2 separate regions of the Mus musculus genome follow, and region 1 is linked to region 2. Evidence: chromatin loops called from intact Hi-C (ENCODE). Cell type or tissue: gastrocnemius. All regions are shown on one strand. Links, peaks and the distances in the headings refer to the core of each region. The heading gives the core; the rest is flanking DNA.

Evidence for each region. Peaks named below come from ENCODE experiments on the same cell type or tissue, not always from the same donor. Only the 100,000 strongest peaks of a DNase experiment are listed, where the experiment ranks them.
Region 1: a loop joins it to region 2, with 2.1 times the contacts of the local background. A loop is called at or near these places in 4 of 42 quality-filtered maps.

Annotation. Positions count from the first base shown.
Region 1 is chr2:29,340,991-29,350,914 of GRCm38, forward strand. It overlaps Med27 (mediator complex subunit 27), which reads left to right and starts at 5,820. Exons shown (of 8, transcript NM_026896.5): 1 at 5,820-6,057; 2 at 8,856-9,000. The coding sequence starts at 5,855. In gastrocnemius, for the core only: a CTCF peak has its summit at 5,721; DNase peaks (open chromatin) are centred at 5,797 and 6,074; H3K4me3 peaks cover 1,448 bases; H3K27ac peaks cover 950 bases.
Region 2 is chr2:29,548,447-29,558,608 of GRCm38, forward strand. No RefSeq gene overlaps it. Among named protein-coding and RNA genes, the nearest start is that of Gm30761, 6.8 kb to the left of the region's middle. In gastrocnemius, for the core only: a CTCF peak has its summit at 5,738 (motif pointing left); a DNase peak (open chromatin) is centred at 5,715.

The DNA.
Region 1 (9,924 bases), core at 1,925-9,924, 210 kb before region 2:
AACTTATCAGTGGCACACGCCTTTAATCCCAGCACTCGGGAGGCAGAGGCAGGAGGATTTCTGAGTTCGAGGCCAGCCTGGTCTACAGAGTGAGTTCCAGGACAGCCATGGCTACACAAAGAAACCTCGTTTCAAAAAACAAAAAAACAAAACAAAACAAAAACAAAAAACCTAATCAGAGGTTAGGAAGGAGAAAAATCTACAGCCTGAAATTATTATTTTTTTATTTATATGTATGTGACATATGCATGTGTGTGGTGTTTGTAAACATACATGTGTTGGGTATTCATCTATGAATCTGTTGATCGGCTAGCAGCCAGCTGGTCTCAGTTATTCTCCTATCTCTAACCCCACAGCCCTGGTGTTAGAGGCTCGTGTGTGTCCTTTTTTCCTCTGGCCCCAGGGATTTAAACTCAGGTTGGAATGGCTGCACAGCCAGTACTCTTAGCCACTGAGCCATCTCTCCAGTGGATGTCCTTACAGCCCCAACTCCTGCCTTAAGCAAAGCTGTAATTAGCAGCACTGTGAAGGTGAGGTTGATGCCTAGAAATGAAAACTACAGTTGAAGCCCAAGTCAACGGAATGCTTTTCCTTCGCAGCACCGTGAATGTGTTCAAGGAGCACTTGAGTGTTGTCTCAGGCAAAACAACACTGGGAAACAGATTTTTGTGTAGAATTTATCTTTTAAAAAGTTAGCCTATTTTTATTTTATGTGTATAAGTGTTTTATGTGTGCACATCACATGTGTGCCTGCTGCACATGGAGGATAGAAGAGGTCGTTGGATCCTGTGAAATTGGAGTTACAGGTGGCTGTGATCAGTCACATGGCTTCTGGGAGCCAAACCTGGGTCCTCTGTAAGAGCAGCCAGTGCTCTTAACATTGCAGCTGTCTCTCCAGTCCCCAGAATCTACCCTTAAACTTTCAGAACCAATGGATTAAAGTTGAGATGCTACAGTCAGGCTGAGGAGAAGGTGGGAATTATTAGGCACACACACCATTCTGTCAGCATAGCCTGGCAGAAAGGAAGAGTTTGCTTGCCTTCTGGACTGTGATTTTACTTTCCCTGCCCTAAAATCATGAAGCCACCTAAAATAATGGGTAGTGACATCATTTCTAACTTACAATTCATATATATATATATACACACATACATACATACATACATATATATATGTGTGTATATATATATATATACATATATATATACATATATATATATATATATATATATACATATATATATATATATATATATATATATATATATATATATGAATTGTCATGTGGCAGGACTGCTGCCCAACACCTTGGTACATTTGCTTGTCTTCCTCTCTCCAAATAAGCATCCCCGTGGTATTTCCTTTCTTATATCGACACAGTGACGGTCTTTTTCACATAGTATAGATGTATTCCCCCAAACAAGGGGATCTTCTTCTGTAATCACAGCATGATGAATAATGCCATGGAATTGTCATGGGCAAAATGCTCACAACTAATTTACAGACCTTTCTCAGACTTCCGCAGCTGTGTCAGTCCGACGAGCCTAGGGACAGCATTGCGCTCTGTTGTCAGATCCTGAAAGCAACCCCTGGCCTGGAGCAGCTTCTCTGCCTTCATGAGCTCTTGTTAACACAATATTATTATTCTGTTCAAAACTCCAACAGGTCAATTATTCTGTTGCATGCATTTCAGTTTGAGGTTAGTTTTCAGTTTAGGTTCTTATTAAATTCAAGGTTTGCATTCTTGGGAGGGGTAGTGGGAGCAGGAACCGAACAGAAGTCTCAGTGTCTCCTTTCAGTACATAGTGTCTGGAAGAACACAGTGTGTTCTGTCCCCAGTAACACTGATCCTGACCCCTCAGGTAAGCTAGTGTCTGTAAAGTCTAGTCTATTTTCTCCCCATTTAAAAAATGTATTACTGGGGGCTGGAGAGATGGCTCAGCAGTTAAGCTCACTCTTCCAGAGGTCCTGAGTTCAATTCCCAGAGACCACATGGTGGCTCACAACCATCTGTAATGGGACCTGACGCCCTCTTCTGGTGTGTCTGAAGACAGCTACAGTGTACTAGTATACATTAAATAATAAATAAATAAATAAATAAATAAATAAATAAATAAATAAATCATTTTAAATGCATCATCATCATCACCACCACCACACTATTATTATTGCATGGTATGGATGTTTGTGTTTATGTCAGGGGACAACTTGTGGAAATTGGTACTGCTTTTCTACTATGTTTGGCTTGGAGACTGAATCCAGGCTGTCTTTACCTGCTAAGCAATCTTTTATATTACTAAGCTTTAAAAAAGATGTTCTGAGATTTTTTTTTAAGTTTTAAATTTTATTTAATTATTTAAAAAATCTTTATGTGTGTGTGTGTGTATTTTTTTTTTCTGCTTGCATCTTTGTGTATGCATCATGGTGTGTTGGATGCCCAAACAGATCAGACCTCCTGGAACTGGAGTTACAGATAACTGGTTGTGAGCCACTGAGTGGGTTCCAGGAACCTAATTCAGGCCCTTTGCAAGAGCAACAAGTGCCCCTACCTGCTGAGCCAGCTTTCTAGTCTCTGGTTTGTTCCTTTGTATCGTACACACCTGGTTCTGTGGCATTCTGTCTGTTACAGTGCTGTGTAACCATTCATTTACATTGCTCTGTAAGCGTTTCCATCTGCCATCCACAGAGACTTTTCCAAGTCCACTTTCTTTAATGTTCCTGAGATGACAGGCTAAACTCTTCTTTCCCTGAAGCTTCCCCATAACCAATTCAGGTCCTGGGACTGGAGACTGAATCCAGAGCCTCACATATATCAGACAAACAGTCTACCACTGAGCTACATCCTTAGGTACAGCTGGTTCTTTTTGTTGCTCCTAGAAACCCCAGAAGGGCTCATCTTCCTGATTGATATGACGACACAATGAAGGTCAGCATCATGAACTCCTTCTTGCTCCTCTATCTTCTCTGTTCCAAACTGTGTGTCCATAGTAGACACGGCCGAAAAATAAGTAAGATGCCTTAAACTGCAGCACCAGATTTGGGAAATATTTTGTTTACACCCCAAACTCTCTTCTTTCTACAGTGTCTATGCTAGAAGTCTTTTCTTTAGATGTGTGAACTTTACTGGAAACCAGCCCCTGGAAGCTACAATTTCACATTCTCACCATTCGATTTTGACTGCTTCTATACTTCATAAAAACAGAATCTTAGGATATTTGTCTTTTTGTGTGTGACAGTTTTGCTTCCTATAGTTTTTTGTTCCAGTTTCATCTGTGAAATTGTCACTGGCAAATGTGTGCCGTCCCTCTTCATTTTATTTTATTTGTACGGGTATTTTGCTTACAAGCACACTTGTACACCACGTGTGTGCTGTGATCTTGAAGGCCAGAGTAGGGCAAGAGATCCCTTTGGACTGCAATTACAGCTGATTGTGAGCTGCCATGTGGATTCTGGGAACCAAACCCACACCCTCTATAAGAGCTGCCAGTGCACTTAGTCACTAAGCCTCTGCCCAGCCCCCAAACATGTCTTTTTTTTTTCTTTTGGTATAGCACCCATGCTGCACCTATGCTGACTTTTAAGTCCTAGACTTCTGATTTACTCTCAAGTTCTGGGGTTACAGGTCTTTATCATCACGCCTAAACAATAAAATGATTCATGAATCTGCAGATGTTATTAGGATGTTATCTGATTGGCATGTGTCAGAATTTCCCTCTTAGGAAAAAAGGTAATGTTAAACCTGAGAATCTAGAGGAGAAAAGACCAAATCCACTGTTGTCCAACTAAAGTAATCTATTTGGGGGTGAATCTAGAGTGGCTAGCCAGCTGACTCACCCCAAGTCAGGATTTGGGAGAGCAGCCTGTAGTGGCTATTCCTGGTTGTCAACTTGACTATATTTGGAATGAACTACAATCCAGAATTGGAAAGGCTCACCAGTGACCCTTATCTGGAGGCTTGGAGATCCTTATCTGGATCTTGGTATGGAGATCTTGAGCCATAGTGGCTATGGATTCCAGAAGATTGAATCTTGGAGTTTAAGGAACACACCTTTAATCTGGGCTACACCTTCTGCTGGAGACAATATAAGGACATTGGAAGAAGGGAGTCTAGCTCTAGCTCTTGCTCCTTCGCCTGCTTGCTGTGTGAGACTGAGTAACTGCTAGATCCTTGGACTTCCATTCACAGCTGCGACTGAACAATTGTTGGGAATTGGGCTGCCGACTGTAAGTCATCAATAAATTCCTTCACTATCTAGAGACTGTCCATAAGTTCTGTGACTCTAGAGAACCCTGACTAATACACAGCCCCTTGAGGTCCTTTTTATAGGAGAGTGCTCACACAGACGACTGTTAGAAAGATGCAATGAAAGGGAGGAACAAGGGGAGGGATGCTCATCTAGTGAATGTGGTCACGAGTTTAGTGTAGAGGTTGAAAACGTGTTTTGCAGCTTACCTAAAGAACAAGAACTTGGCAGGGCAGTGGTGGCACACGCCTTTAATCCCAGCACTTGGGAGGCAGAGGCAGGTGGATTTCTGAGTTCAAGGCCAGCCTGGTCTACAGAGTGAGTTCCAGGGCAGTCAGGGCTACACAGAGGAACCCTGTCTCGAAAAACCAAACAAAAACAAACCAAACAAAAAGAACAAGAACTTATTCTTTTTTTTTTCTTTTAAGATTTATTTTTATTTTATGTATGTGAGTACACTGTAGCTGACTTCAGATGCACCAGAAGAGGGCATCTGATCCCACTGCAGATGGTTGTGAGCCACCATGTGGTTGCTGGGAATTGAACTTAGGACCTCTGAAAGAGCAGTCAGTGCTCTTAATCGTTGAGCCATCTCTCTAGTCCCAGGAACTTATTCTTAATTACAAATAAAAACCCTAACTTGCAAGGACTTAACATGAGGCAAATAGAACTTATTCTTTAATTACAAACAGAAACTTTAGCCTGCACAGGACAGAGGAACTTATTCTTAACTGTCTTAACTGCAAACAGATCCCCTAAGCTGCAAGGTCTATTTTCCCTGTTTTGATCTTCCATTAACTTGAAAGGTATATTGTCCATTTTGATGTCACAGTATATATCAATTTGTATCATATATAATCACATTTTGCTTATTTGCTTATACGTTGGTAGATATCTGGCTCCTTTCACACTTGACTATAGTGAATGAGGTTGCGGTGGATATGGAAGTACAAACATCTCATTTAGACACTGCTTTCAATTCTTTTGGACACATACCATAATTTCTATTATTATTATTATTGTTAATTTACTTTTTGGACACAGGTCCTCATGTAGCCCAAATGTTTTCTATTTCCTTTTAAGTTTCATAAAGAAAAACGTTTTGAAACTATATAGAATACCTTGCTGTTTCGAAAAAACATCAATTGATTCATACCTTAACCAATTATTTAGGCTGCCAAGTGGCAGTTTTCTTGTATCACTCTGCCTTCATTTATGTGTTGGCATTTTACTACAGGTAAGAGAGTTCTTCCCCTTTATTTATGAATATGGACTCATTCATGTACTCTGGGGACATTTTATTGTTTTGAGAAATTCCTATGTGACTGTTCAAATTTTGGAGATACACAGTGGGCTTCTGCATTTCTTTGTCATTCACTATTAAGCAAAAGGAGAGGACAAAATGACTTCCCTAGATGGAGATCATAACTTGTGGTCAACTCTCTCATTCAGTCAGACTGGCGCTGTTTTTCCAAGTTCGCTAGAGCTTCCTGGATGGGAGCCACGTCGCAAACTACACATCCCAATACCCTCCTAGGACAACGTCATCACGAAGCGCCGCGCGCCGCTCAGGCTGTGGACTCTGGAAAGCCGGCTGTGACAGCTGCAACATGGCGGACGTGCTGAGCGTTGGTGTGAACCTGGAGGCCTTTTCGCAGGCTATTAGCGCCATCCAGGCGCTACGCTCTAGCGTGAGTAGGGTCTTCGACTGCCTTAAGGATGGCATGCGCAACAAAGAGACGCTGGAGGGCCGCGAGAAGGCCTTCATCGCGAACTTCCAGGACAACTTGCATTCCGTCAACCGGGACCTCAAGTAGGTACTGGCTGAAAGGATCGGGGTTGAGGACCCTTCTGGCACCTGTCCCGCCCGGATCCCGCGCCAGTCTGCCCAGTCACGGGCCTCTCTCCTTTATTCACAGTCCGCTGTCACTTTCGCTCATCTCCCGGTCCTAGTCAGCCTCTCAGGGACTCCTTGTCTCCCGTCCCGTTACCTAGTATTCATTCTGTTGGCCATTTCGTCCTGGTTGTCATCTGTGGTCCTCGGTTCCCGCTGTAGTGGTCCTATCTGATGAGGAAACCTCTTCTCAGGAACTTCCACCTCGTCGATCTTATCAGACCTTTTCCTTGGGCTCCATCACATCGGGCCAGTCTCCCCATCAACACTGTCCCAGGCCCAATTACGTACCTCTCGATCCGATGAGCTCCAGTTCCCATCCTCAGAGCCTAGAATTCATCAGTTCCACCTCACCTCATTCTCAGACTACCTCCGTTACCTTTGCCTCTTTCCATTTCCCCTCCGAAGCCACCTGCTCCTCACTGCCAGTCACCATCATTCCTTTTGTTTAGCTCTTTTCTCGAGAGATACAGTCTTACATCTATTAGGATGTTTAAGAGGAAGAATTTATTTAGGTTCAGTTTCAGAGGACTCAGTTCACTACAACGGGAAAGGAATGTTTGAGCAGGTTAACCCCTAATAATTGGGGATTACATATTTCCCTCACGGGACTCCTTTTACATCATTAGTGTATTAAGAGTTTGCTGAGAAGACATTACTCAGATGCCATGCATAGAAGGCACTTTGGATTTTGAGACAGGGATTCTCAGGGTAACAGTCTTGGTTGTCCTGGAATTCAATTTGTAGACCAGGATGGCCTCAAACTCACAAGAGATCCTCCTGCCTCTGCCTCTCTGGATTAATCTGCTGGGATTAAAGGTGTGTGCCACCACACACAGTTTAGTAGGCATGTCTTCTGTGCCTGAACTTGTGTTTTCTTCCTGTCTTAGAAATTAGAATGGAAGGACTTGAGGTCTCCCCCCCCCCCCCAGACAGGGTTTCTCTGTATAGCCCTGGCTGTCCTGGAACTCACTCTGTAGACCAGGCTGGCCTCAAACTCAGAAATCTGCCTGCCTCTGCCTCCGGAGTGCTGGGATTAAAGGCGTGCACCACCACGCCCGGCTTGGATTTGAGCTTTTTACTTCTGAAATTGAGCATTTGGTGATCTGGTCAGGTTGGGTTTCCTCTCTTCCACCTCATGTTCCTCTATAGTGCCTGGTTCCAGCTCCGTGCCTTCTGTGTGTCAGGCAGGCAAACCCCCAGGACTCCCTCCACCCATCAACTAGTCAAGTAGGATGGAGGAGGAAGTAGTGAAGTGTTGTGTGCCTTTCCTCCCCGTATTCCACTCCCTCCTTAAACTACACACATACCTGTTCTGTCAGCTTGACAATGGCATGCCCTACCCCCACTCCATTGACTCCCCCGAGGGAGGCTTTTTTCCCCCCCTAAGACAGAGTTTCTTTTTAGATCAGGCTGACTGACCTCAAACTCACAGAGACCCCCCCTGCTTCTACCTCCCAGGTGCTGGTGGGATTAAAGAAGTGTGTCATCTCTGCCCTGCTTTCTAATGGGATGTCACAGCCTTTTATCACTTTAGAAACTTTAGTAATGTTGATATTTCTTTGACTTATTAAATGTACAGTAGTGCCAAGAAGGTGGCTGAAGATTTGAGGTTGGATGCAGCATGGGAGTGGTTAGCAGTGTCCTGCTGGCTGCTGGGAACTGGCTCCCCAGAATTCGTGATTTCACCGTTCGCCCACTTTCCCAAGTGTCTCCCTAGTTTTCTTGCTAGACTGAAGTGAGCTTGTTTGACACAGCCCCCTTGATGGTGTTTATTTTATGTCTTCTTTGTTTTGCTAAGCTTTGCCATCTGTGAAGCACTGTGCACAAATCTGAAATGTGAAATGATAAATAATCATGATTTATTCAGGTACTTGCTGCTTTGCCAAATGGAGTGATCTGCATGTGGGTCCGAAAAAAATCCTGAATGGGAGGCAGTGTTAGACTCTACTGCAAGGTCCTAAACATCTTCTGCTGTGGATGAATCAGAGTTGTTACATCCCAGTTTTTAGGGAACCTACAGCTTCCTTTGCAAAGGAACCTTATGCCCTTAGGTTTGTTTTGCCTCTGGAATGGCATGAGAGGGCTAACCAGGGCTACACAGAGAAACAAAATATAGCCGTCTCTTGCCATTCCTGAGGGAAAACAAACCTAAGGGCACAAAGAAGCTCTAAGGTTTTTAAATATTGGGGTGTAACAACTCAGATTCATCCACAGCAGGAAATGTTTATTTTGTCTCACTGTGTAGCCCTGGAACTCCCTATGTAGACCAGGCTGGCCTCAAATTCACTTTGATATATCACACTTGCCTCCCCAGTGCTGGGATTAAAGGTGTGGGCTACCATGACTGGTTTGGACAGGCATGTTTGAGATTAGAACGCCTCAGTTAGGCGTTCTCTTGTTTGTCCCTAGGTTTTTGTTTTGTTTTGTTCTGTTTTACCTTTGCAAAACTCTTCTCGAAAGATGTCCGAACCGGGCGTGGTGGCGCACACCTTTAATCCCAGCACTCGGGTGGCAGAGGCAGGCGGATTTCTGAGTTCGAGGCCAGCCTGGTCTACAGAGTGAGTTCTAGGACAGCCAGGGCTACACAGAGAAACCCTATCTCGAAAACCAGAAAAAAAAAAAAAAGGAAAAAAGAAAAAAGAAAAAAAGATGTGTGATGGTCTTGAGGGAGTGAAGTGGACTCGGGTTTATGTAGCTTCTCTTTTTACTTTCAGTGAACTGGAACGTTTGAGCAACCTGGTAGGCAAGCCGTCTGAGAACCACCCTCTTCATAACAGTGGGCTGCTAAGCCTGGATCCTGTGCAGGACAAAACCCCACTCTACAGCCAGCTTCTGCAAGCATACAAATGGTCCAACAAGGTAAGGGGCTGCTGCAGATGGAGCTGACCCACCAAAACCCAGTGTTTCTCCCAGAACTGCAAAGAGCATGAGAGGAAGTTTTCTTTTGCATCTGCATGGGCCATAGAGTTGGAATTCTAGGCTTTCCTGTAAGTGATAGGGAATCCTAGATCATGTATACCTAGCCTGGAGATTGGGTGGTTCTATAAGAGCGGCTTAAAGAACCCTGGATGGTGCATACAATGTGCTGCAGTGTGCTGTGGTGTGTGCGGTTTCGCCTGAGGAAGGTGCAACTGTTCTAGCTTCTCTTGCTTAGCAGGAGGTCCTGACTCCTACAGTTCACAGACTGGCGATGGAAAGGCTTAGCTGCTCACATCGTTTATGGTCTTGTGTTGTCATGCTGGGAGAGTATCTGGAGAGTGCTATGGGTTAGATTATGCTCCACTTTCTCCTGAATCCATATGCTACAGAGTGTGGTTTTATGGTGTGTTGTGTGGGCAGGTCCATGGCGTAGCTCTCAGGAAAGTTGGAAAAGGAGAACTGAGCAATAGTGTGAATCACAGCAACCACTGGGCTTGCAAACCTGGAAGCGGTGTGTTTACCTGAGTCCTTTTTGTCTGTGTGCTGTGTGTTGTGAGCTTGCCTGCTGACGGGAACTGGCACGTTTTGGGAACAGGTTTAGAAGCCTTTCTCGGTAGCTGCTGAGACCTGCTCTTGTTTGTGAACTGCTACAACCCCCCTCCCCCCATCCACCCTTCACCCTCTGCCCTGGTTCTCTCCCTCTCATCTGTTTTGGTGACAGATGAGCCTTGATAGATTTTATGGGATTTTTTTTCTTTGAATTTCTGTAGTAGGCTTATTTTAGTATTCTTTGGTTTGAAGCAAGTTGGAGATTCAGAAAGATGATTGTCCCTGGGGGAACTAAAAGAACTTGGACTCTGAATA
Region 2 (10,162 bases), core at 755-8,754:
GATCCTTCTGCCTTCACCTCTAAAAGGCTAGGATTGCAGGAACGTACTCTGCCACCCTTAGCTTTACTGGGCTTTAGTTTCATTTAATGTTTTGAGGCAGAGTCTTCCTATGTAGCCCAGGCTGACTTTGAAATTCTAACCCTCCAGCCCCAGCTTCACGCGTGTTGAGACCCAGCTGGTATTTTATTTTCTTTGATGCTGCCGCCAATGTTATTTTGTTCCATTTCTCCTTTTTTTCCTAGAATAAGAAGACTAACCATGTTTGTAACAAATTTGATAAACTTACTTATGATTCTAATGCTCTGCAGATTCTATTAGATTTTCAATGTGTACAGTTTTATCATCTGTGAAGACTGAAGACAACTTTATTTTTCTCTCCTAATTCTAATTGCATCAAGGAGGATAGTGGGTTATTAAAAGTGCTGAGGAGAGCGAATCTCGCGCTTCCAGGCTTAGAGCTGGAAGAAGGGTATTTATTTATTTGCTTGTTTATTAATTTTTGAGACAAGGTGTCACCACTCAATCCCGACTGGCCTGGAACTCTCTATATAAGCCAGGCTGGCCTCAAACCCACAAAGATTCTCTGCCTTTGTCTCTAGAATGAGTGCTTAATTAAAAAACGATTTATTTTGTTTTAATTATGTGTCTGTGGCAGTGCCGGCCATGAGTCCGTGAGTGCAGGTTTCTGCAAAGGGCAGAAGAGGATGCTGCACTCCTAGGGCTGGAAGCTGTGAGCTGCCCCACAACAGTGTTTCCCGAGGCGGGCAGTCTCCTTCTCTGGGGTTCCCTAAGGGCTTTCCTTCATGAGTGTATTGCATTTCCAGCAGCAGTCATGTGAGTTGCTCCTCTCCTTTGTTGATTTGCTTTAGAGCAACCGACCTTGCCTCCAGAATCGAGTCCACTTGCTTGCTGGGAGCTTGTGGCTAACATGTCCCTGTCGGGACACTAAGGCCACACCCTTCTGTCTACCGTCTTAGTAGATTTGTGAGAACTTCGGGTTCTTCCAGCAAAGAAACCTGGGTCTGGAGTTATCTTTGTCCCATAACCTTAATTTCTGGGACTTAATTTCTTGGATAACTTGTTTTGGATATTAATTTTGGAGTTTGTGTTACTTTGTCTTTCTCAGTCAATGTTCAAGCAGCCCAGCATGAAGCTCAGGCTCCATCCTTCCATCTCTTAAAACCTTGGTGCTCTGTGGTTGGGGCAGGACCAGAGGACTGGAGGCCGGGAGGACTGGAAGACCGGAGGACTGGAGGCCGGGAGGACCGGAAGACCGGAGGACTGGAGGCCGGGAGGACCGGAAGACCAGAGGAGTGGAGGACTGGAGGACGGGAGGAGGGCCACGTTAGAAATTGCATCTAAACCCTCGCAGTGGCATCTGGGTATGTGCTCGTGTTTGACACCGCTTGCTGTCTTTGCCTCAATCTCATGTCACCCTGAGATGGGACTTTCAAATGCTGTTTGTGCTGGCACATCACAGGGTGCCCCAGGTCCCTGCCCCAACCCCAACAGAAGAAAGTCATTGGCAGATTAATTTCAATGAAGATGAATCAATAATTTATGCTGGTGGTTTTCCTCATGCAGCAAAGTGGCCCATTTTGATATGATCCGACAGGGTCATGCATACCTTGGTTTAATTAAACCCAATACAGAAAATTAAAAGAAGAAAAAAAAATCCTCCCAGCAATTGGCCCCAAAAGCCTCCATCCAACAGATGATGAAGAGGAATAGGGGATCTGGGAGGGGCGTGGGGTTGTAAGCAGAAAGTCCGATTCAGCAGCTGCTTGAGAGGAATATAAATATCGTATTGGCATCTTCTCACTATGTGGCCTTTAAGAGGCCAGGCTGGCTGAGGTGTCAGGTGATGGATTGTCTTCAGGAGGCAGCACCATGTCTAGAAGCTGCTTAGCTCTCCTTGAGGAAGGTGCCACATCCTTAGAGAGAGTATCAGAAGCAACAGGGATTGCTTGTCTCATGGGTCTTCCATGAGCATCAGGGAGACCTTAAATGCGAGACCACAGTCACAGTGAGCCCTCCCAAGTCCTCCCACCAGGCTCTCTGCAACATTAGTTTTCGTCGTCAATCATCCCTCTAGCCAGGGCAACCCAACATTGCAGCCTTTGGGCCTTCTCCCTGTACCCTAGACCACCACAGACACCAAGACATCCGGGATTCCTAAAACACATGGAACCCCATTTGCCATTCTCTTGGTGACCATATTGCTGCAGACCCCAGACTGAAGCTTTTTCTCTGGCTTAGGGAGCTATAGAAACTGAGTCACCAAACACATAAGTGAATGTGCTCACAGTCAGCTATTGGATGGATCACAGGACCCCCAATGGAGGAGCTAGAGAACGTATCCAAGGAGCTAAAGGGATCTGCAACCCTATAGGTGCAACAACATTATGAACTAACCAGTACCCCAGAGCTCGTGTCTCTAGCTGCATATGTATCAAAAGATGGCCTAGTCAGCCATCACTGGAAAGAGAGGCCCATTGGACTTGCAAACTTTATATGCCCCAGTACAGGGGAACACCTGGGCCAAAAAGTGGGAGTGGGTGGGTAGGGGAGTGGGGGGGGAGGGTATGGGGGACTTTTGGGATAGCATTGGAAATGTAATTGAGGAAAATATCTAATAAAAATTAAAATAAATAAATAAATAAATAAATAAAGAACCAGAATAACATTAGAAAAAGAAAGAAAGAAAGAAAGAAAGAAAGAAAGAAAGAAAGAAACTGAGTCACAAAACTGAAGGAGGGAACTCAAGTGAGCAGCTGCCATGATGGAAGAAACTGAGATGAAGACAATTCAGAACCTGTACTTGAAGGATAGAAGGACCTTTAAGTTCGCCTCTGAGCAGTTGCAGAAGCTAAGAAAGTGCTTCGAGACAGACCGTTACCCTAAGGAGGAAACTCTGCAGGCCTTGGCTGAGGAACTCAAACTGCGGAAAGAAGTCATCAGATACTGGTTCTTCAAGCAGCATCAAAGAGAAATGAAGAGGAAGCTGGGGGTTTTTTGGCTTCAAGGCTTGGGGAAGACTCAGATCCTGCTACTCATCAAGAGTGACCACCAGGCAGAAGAAATCCAAGGAGCCCTCTCAAAATGACCCTGGACTCCCCGAAGCATTGGAATCCTTGAAGAGGCTCACAGTCTCCTGGGTACCAAAGCAGAGATGGCATGTCACAGGATCGCTGACTCCCGAGCATATCCAGGGAGTCTGCTCTGTTTGTTAAAGTTTTTCCAAATTCCTTGCTGGGGCAGGGGATGTTGGTTTTTTATGTCTATCCATGGTACATTAATAATAAGCTATTGCTACAAAACAAAAATGACTGCTGTAAACAGAAACAAAAGAAAAAGAAAAAGAAAAAGAAAAAGAAAAAGAAACTGAGTCACAGAATGTGACCTCAGCTGTACTCCAAAGCCCTCTAGGCAATTACTTGATCACAGAACAGGCTAGCATGTCTCTGTTCAGCCATGGACTGCCTAGACTCCCCACCAATCAGAGGTGGCTTGTATGAGGTGCTCCGGGTAAGGTCATGGTGACTAGCAACATTGTAGCCGCTTTAGATTGTGTAGGCAGCTGAAGGGCTCACCTAGGGTTAGCCCCCTAGGAAGACACACTTATATCACTTTCCTGAGCTGCTGCCTCCAACCACTCAGCCTGGATCCTTCACTTCTCCAGCCCTCTGGCCTCCCTGTCTTCCTGTGAAGGACACCACCTGGGCTCCATCACTGGGGTACAGGGTGGTACAGGGCCAGCCTCCATGTTCCATGGGCTCCTTTAGTGCCCTTTAAGGAGCAGAGCCAGGCACTCCTGTTGCTCAGACCTCTCTACCAGTCTTCTCCACTGGCTCTTTGATTCTTTTATTATGCTAAAATATGCATAACTACATAACTTTTGTTGTCTTCAGGGCGTGGTTTGGGTGACTTGAAGCACACAGAGCGCCATCACTGTGCCGCAGTCACTGGCATCCATCTCTAGGACACTTCTTTCTCCCCAGTGCTTCCCACAAACATCAGCCCCTCCTCCCAGCCTCAGCTCTGTTTGAACTTGACTCTCAAAGGTCCCTCGCCTGGATGGACCTGTCGCTTAACCTTTACTCACTGGCTAGTTCTCACTTAGCACAATGTCCACATATGCTCACCGGTGTTGGAGCATATGTCATCACGTCTTTCCTTCTTCTCCAGGGTGAGTGACATTCTACCGTGTAGGTGTCCACTTTTCACCCAGCGATCGATCTGAGGTGAGTGGGTGGGTGGGCACTTCTCCTGGGCTACATTGCTGCTGCCGCTGTGGGGTTGGGGTGTCAAGTCCCTGCATCCTTCTTCAGTCCTTGCTTGCTGCCAAGAATAGCTGCTCATCTTTCCCAGTTCTAGGCTGCGTTCAATTTTTAAGTATTTATTTATTTGTGTGTACATATGTGTGGGGGTGGTGAGTGCATTGGCCACAGCAGGTGAGTGGAGATCAAAAGATGACTGTTGGGAGTCCCGGTCTCTCCTTCTACCATGTGGGGCGGCAAGCACCCACACCCAATGCCTTCCAAAGCATGTGGGTGGGAGGAGATTCAGAGAGCATCTTGTGGAAGCTGGTTGCCTCCTTCCACCATGGGGTGGGGTGGGGGTCCTGGGAATTGAACCCAGGTCATAAGGCTTAGCAGCATCCCAGGAGCCACAGCTGTCTAGGAGCCCTGGTCCTGGATTGCCACCACCCACTTTTAGAGTGTGCCTCCCTACTTCAATTAACAATAAATATGTCCCTTACAGGCACGCCCAGAGGCTTGCATCTGACGGGAGTCCGGAGCCTGCCAGTTGACAACAGTAACTGTGACAGTTGTTTCTGGTTTGTTTTTTATGTACAACTTGGTGTGAAACTTGCTTTTCCTGGGAGCCTGTTGTAACATTCCATTCCATAAATCTTTTTTACTAACTTCTAAAACGTAATGTTTTGTGAAGGATGACTGAGAGCTAGCCTCCCTGGGCCCACTTCCTATGTTCTCTGACTCTCCCCACCCCCGCCCCCAGTCATTCTCTGGCTCGCTCTGGCTCTCTCCTTGGGCCCTTTCTTGGCATGTGCCTTTTCCCCTGGCCCCTTTCTCTAGGCAGGCTCCCACTCTGGGATCTCTCCCTCTGTGAACTGTCCGCCCCCACCCCCATGTTTTTGCTTTGGGCTCTTTTGATGGACAGCCTCACTGCAGCCCCCCACACACCTTTTCTCTGCTATGGCTAGTGCTGTCTCACCACAGATACCTTCCCATTATCTGAGCTATTTCCACCCATCAGTTTTCTCTTTGGTTTTCAGACCCTCTAATCCTTCCACAGGCATCTTTATCTCTGAGGTATGTTTAGGGATGGTCTGCCTCCAGGACACTGAGGTTATCCTAGCTGATACTATTTTAGTTGACAGTGGTGGGTTGATTGGGGGGGGGGCTTTACGTCTGGATTTACTTCTTGTTCTGTGGATCAGTTTGCCAGTCACTCAATGTCCTTGTGGCATTGGCCTCACAACATGTCTGAGTCTGGTGGTGTGGCAGCAGCAGCCTTGAGATCTATTTGGTTCTCATTTCCTTTCTGAATCAGCTTATCAAAGTCTAGGAAAAACCTGGGGCTGGAAAGGCTGCTCAGTGATTAGAGCACTGGCTGCTTTTGTAGAGGACCCAGTTTCCCCCGTACCCACATGGCAGCTCATGATTGGTTTTAACTCCAGCTCCAGGAGACCTGGAGCCCCCTTCTGGCTACTGTTGGTACTGCATGCATACATAAAAATAAAGGTATTTTTCTAAAAAAAGGAAAAACCTATTGACTGTAAAGAGCATATGCAGCCTTCCTGTTCATGAGCATGGTATGCCTCTGCTTTAATTTACATTCATTTCTCCCAGTGACATCGAGTAGCTTTGGGTGTCTACAACTCTTGACACAGTGATACTTACAGTTACCACACAGTGAAGTGTCTCTGGCTCGGCCCATGGCCTCTCCCAGAGGCTGAGGGTAGATGTGTGACTCAGTGAGTAATGGGGAAGTGAGAGTGGTCTGGAGACAGAAGGTGGTGCCAACAGTGTGCACATGCTTAATGCCAAGAAAACATGAGCTAAGGTAAGGTTAATGTGCGTCTTTGCCTGGCAAGGTGGTCTACACCTATAATCCCAGCACTGGGGAGTTAGAGGCAGGAAAGCAGGAGCTCAGGGCCAGCCTGGGCTACATGAGATCTCATCTGAGAAAAGCAAACAAGTTTGATGTTGTGTTTGATGTTGTATGCTCTTCCCACACTCGCTAACTCTGGGAGGCTGTCTCTGCTCGTGCTGCCGTGGGCCTAGAAAACAGGCTATGAGCTGATCTCTGAATGCAGGGACTGGGGGATGAAGCTTTTCACGTTTATTTTGCCTTTTTGTTTTTGTACAGTTTGTTTGTTTGCTTGTTTGTTTGTTTGTTTGTGGCAGGGCCTCACTACATAGCCCTGACTGGCCTGAAATTTAAAATGCTGCCAGGCTGGGTGTAACTCACGGTCCCTTGCTGCTTCACTCTTTCTATCTCCTGAGTTCGGGGATTAAAGGTGCCCACAACTATGCCCAGCCTTCTGGCCTTTTCTTTTCTATTTTCCTTCTTTTCTTAAGGTTTATTTTCATTTGTGTGGGGGTGTGGGGATGTATATGCAACAGCTGTCCACGGAGGCCAGAAGAGAGTCTCAGGTCCCCTGCAGCTGCAGTCATAGGCAGTTGTGATCTACCTGGGTGCTGGGAACTGAACTGTGGTCCTCCGTAAGAGCAGCAACGATTCTTAACCACGGCTCATCACTCCAGCCCCTCTGAAAGAGAAGCTGAAAGCTGAAAGCTTCTCTGTGTTTCTCTGCTTTCGTGTGTGTGTGTGTGTGTGTGTGTGTGTGTGTGTGTGTTTGTGTGTGTGTGTGTATGTGTGTGTGTGTGTGTTTAGGGAGCTTGAAACACACACACACTTCTTCCCCTCAAGACAGGGTTTCTCTGTATAGTCCTGGTTGTCCTGGGATCCACTCTGTAAACCAGGCTGGCCTTGAACTCAGAGATCTGCCCCCATGCCCAACTCAGACATGCATAATATTGAAAAAAAAAAAAACCTTAAATACAGAAAAGTGAGGAGAACAATAAAACATTGATGTATGTATTACTTTTGCAGCTTCAAAAAAAATCTATACTATGAGAAAAAAAATCAATGTTCTCAACCAAAACAAAAATGAAAAAAAGGAACAACGTAATTATTTGAAAAATACCCCTGGCTAAGCTTCAGTCAGAAAGTCAGGGGCAGAGTCGGGTTCCCCCTCCCCCACCCTCCCAGCACCTGTCCCTAGCCAGACAGTGGCTAGTGGGGCCACTTTAGGAAGACTGGATGGATCTTCGATCAGCCTTGACCCCCAACCCTGAGTCCATTACAGGCAGACACTACTCTTTTAAATCTATAGGATGGGCACTGTCCTGCATCCTACAGTTCCTTGTATTTGGGAAGCCAAGAGTTCAAAGCCAGCTTGAGCAATGTAGCAAGACTCCAGAAGGAAAAAAAAGCAACAGCAACAACAAAAACTGGAGGAGAGAGAAGGAAGGGAAAGGAGGCGGTTCTGGGCGGTTCTGGGCAGTTCTACTCTTGCTGGTTTTGGGAGCCTGATCTCCACGTACTAAGTCATCATGTCTAAACAGCATCTCAAACAAGTATCAAATGCGTTTTTGTGCTTCTTATTAGTTTGGATCCTGCTCCATGCTTCAGCCAAAGTCTGTAGTTCTAAGGCCCTGCCTAAGGCTACACCCCAAGACAGGGAACCCTCATCCCTGGAGAGCCAAGCAGGATGGGGACACGCAACCCAAGTATTGACTCTGATACACAAACCAGGGCTCAACCGCACATGGAGCAAAGAGTGAAGCACTTTTTCTGGGGCGTCTCGACCTTGTATTCTCTCTCTCTCTCTCTCTCTCTCTCTCTCTCTCTCTCTCTCTCTCTCTGTGTGTGTGTGTGTGTGTGTGTGTGTGTGTGTGTGTGTGTGTGTGTGTGTGTATTTGTGTCTCTGTCTCTCTGTCTTTCTCTGTCTCTGTCTCTATCAGTCTGTCTGCCTCCCCCACCCGTGTGTGCGTGTGTGTGTGTGTGTGTGTGTGTGTGTGTGTGTGTGTGTGTGCGTGCATGTGTGTTGCATGCCTGTATGAAGGCATATATGTTCCTGAGCAGGCAGCGTGAAGAGGCCAGGGTTGCACTGGCATGCCTTCCTTAACTAGTCTCTACCTTATTTTAGACTTTGTTTTTACAGGGGTGCACGAGTGTATGCCCTAGTGCATGTGTAGAGGTCAGAGGAGAACTTGTGGGAGCCGGTCCTTTCTGTCACCATATGGCTCCTGGGGATGGACGCCAGTCATCAGGCATGGCCCCAACTGTCCTCACCTGCTGAGCCATCCTGCCAACCTTTGTTTTTTTTTTTTTTTTTTTTTTTTTTTAAAGATTTATTTATTATTATACATGAATACACTGTAGCTGTCTTCAGACGCACCAGAAGAGGGTGTCAGATCTCATTATGGGTGGTTGTGAGCCACCATGTGGTTGCTGGGATTTGAACTCAGGACCTTCGGAAGAGCAGTCAGTGCTCTTATCCACTGAGCCATCTTGCCAGCCCCAACCTTTGTTTTTTGAGACAAAGTCTTTCATTAACCACCACTAGCTGGCCATCGAGCCCCAGGATCCATCAGTCTCCACCCCACCCTCAGCACTAAAGCTACAGATTTTTACCCCACAAGCTTCGCTTATTGCTTATTCATGGTTGCTGGGAATCCAAACTCATGTCCTCCTGCTGCCTAGCACTTCACCCACTGGGCCATTTCGCCAGCCTATAACCTTGGTCTTATTGGAGGGGAGTAGGGTGCCGGCTGCAGAGCCAACCACATGCTCCAGGGATCCCTGCTAGCTGTGTGTGCTGAGGTGGCCTGAGAGGTCCCTTGGCGACCCACTGGGAGGAGATGATAGGTTAATGTCCTCGCCCATCTGAGTCATCACCTCTCTTCAGGGGCCGAATTCTCCAATCCCTGGGGCCTCCTTTGCTCCCCCACACCTTCTCGGTAGCAACAAGACAGGGCATGGACACTCGAAGGACGCATATGCCACATCCCTCCCTCCAGCTCAGCTTCGCCCATACTGTGGCAAAGATCTGCTCAGAATTCACAGCTGCTGGGGGGCTCATGAATTATGCACAGTCCCAGATCAACCCATCAGCTACTGTCAGGGAGGAATCAAAGGCCCTGTGATGGGTGACAGCCTTCTGTGGCACCTAGAACCCTTTGCAAGAGTCCTGATGTCACCAGATCCTGTAGTTCTCCGATCTCTACCCCTCCCAGATGGCCCTCTCTCTGTTTCAATGCCAGGTGCGGGTCTGATGGACTGGAAGGGGACCTCAACAACAAAAAGCCTGGCCCATGTTTTCTGAGTTCGTTCCGAAATGCTCAGGCTGAATAATTGATGGCAGCACTATATTTGTGAGGGAAATGTCACCTTGGGTATAGCTACAGCATCGAAGCTTCCTTTGGTCAAGTCACACTTGGTAGTGGATTCTTGTAATCCCAGGGTGGGGGTGGTAGGGTAGAAGCAGTAAGATCAGGTGTTCAGGGTCAGCCTCAACTACATAGAGAGTTCAAGGACAGACTTGGCTAGGTGAGACCTCTGTCCAGGGTGTGTGAAGGATCCACACAAGTAAAGATAAACTGAGCCACAAAACAGGGAATGAATCTAGACACAGGTACTCTCCTGCCCAGAATGCAGTGGGGCAACCCCACTGTCACAGGGGCAGAATTATCCCAAACCACTCATTACAGATAAGGAAAAGTTCATCGAGGGAGGACTGGAGGGCTGACTGTGAAAGTGCTCAGAGGAGATAGAAGATGGGACGTGGAAAATAGTGTCACCCATACCTCAGGCAAAATGATTCCCCACATACCGTCACACACGTGGAATGGCCCAGCTCTCGTGACACAATGGCTTCTCAGGTAACCAGCCCCATCCTGAAGCCATTAGGGTACCAGCCACTAGCCACAGTAGGGCATACTCAAAGAAAGTCTGCCCAGACCAGAGACTTCAGGAGTCTCTGAATGTCAGGGACAGGGACTGAGACCCCTTGGAATCTAAATGTCTATGTTCTCCAGTCATATATATTATAAAGGTTACGCGCGCA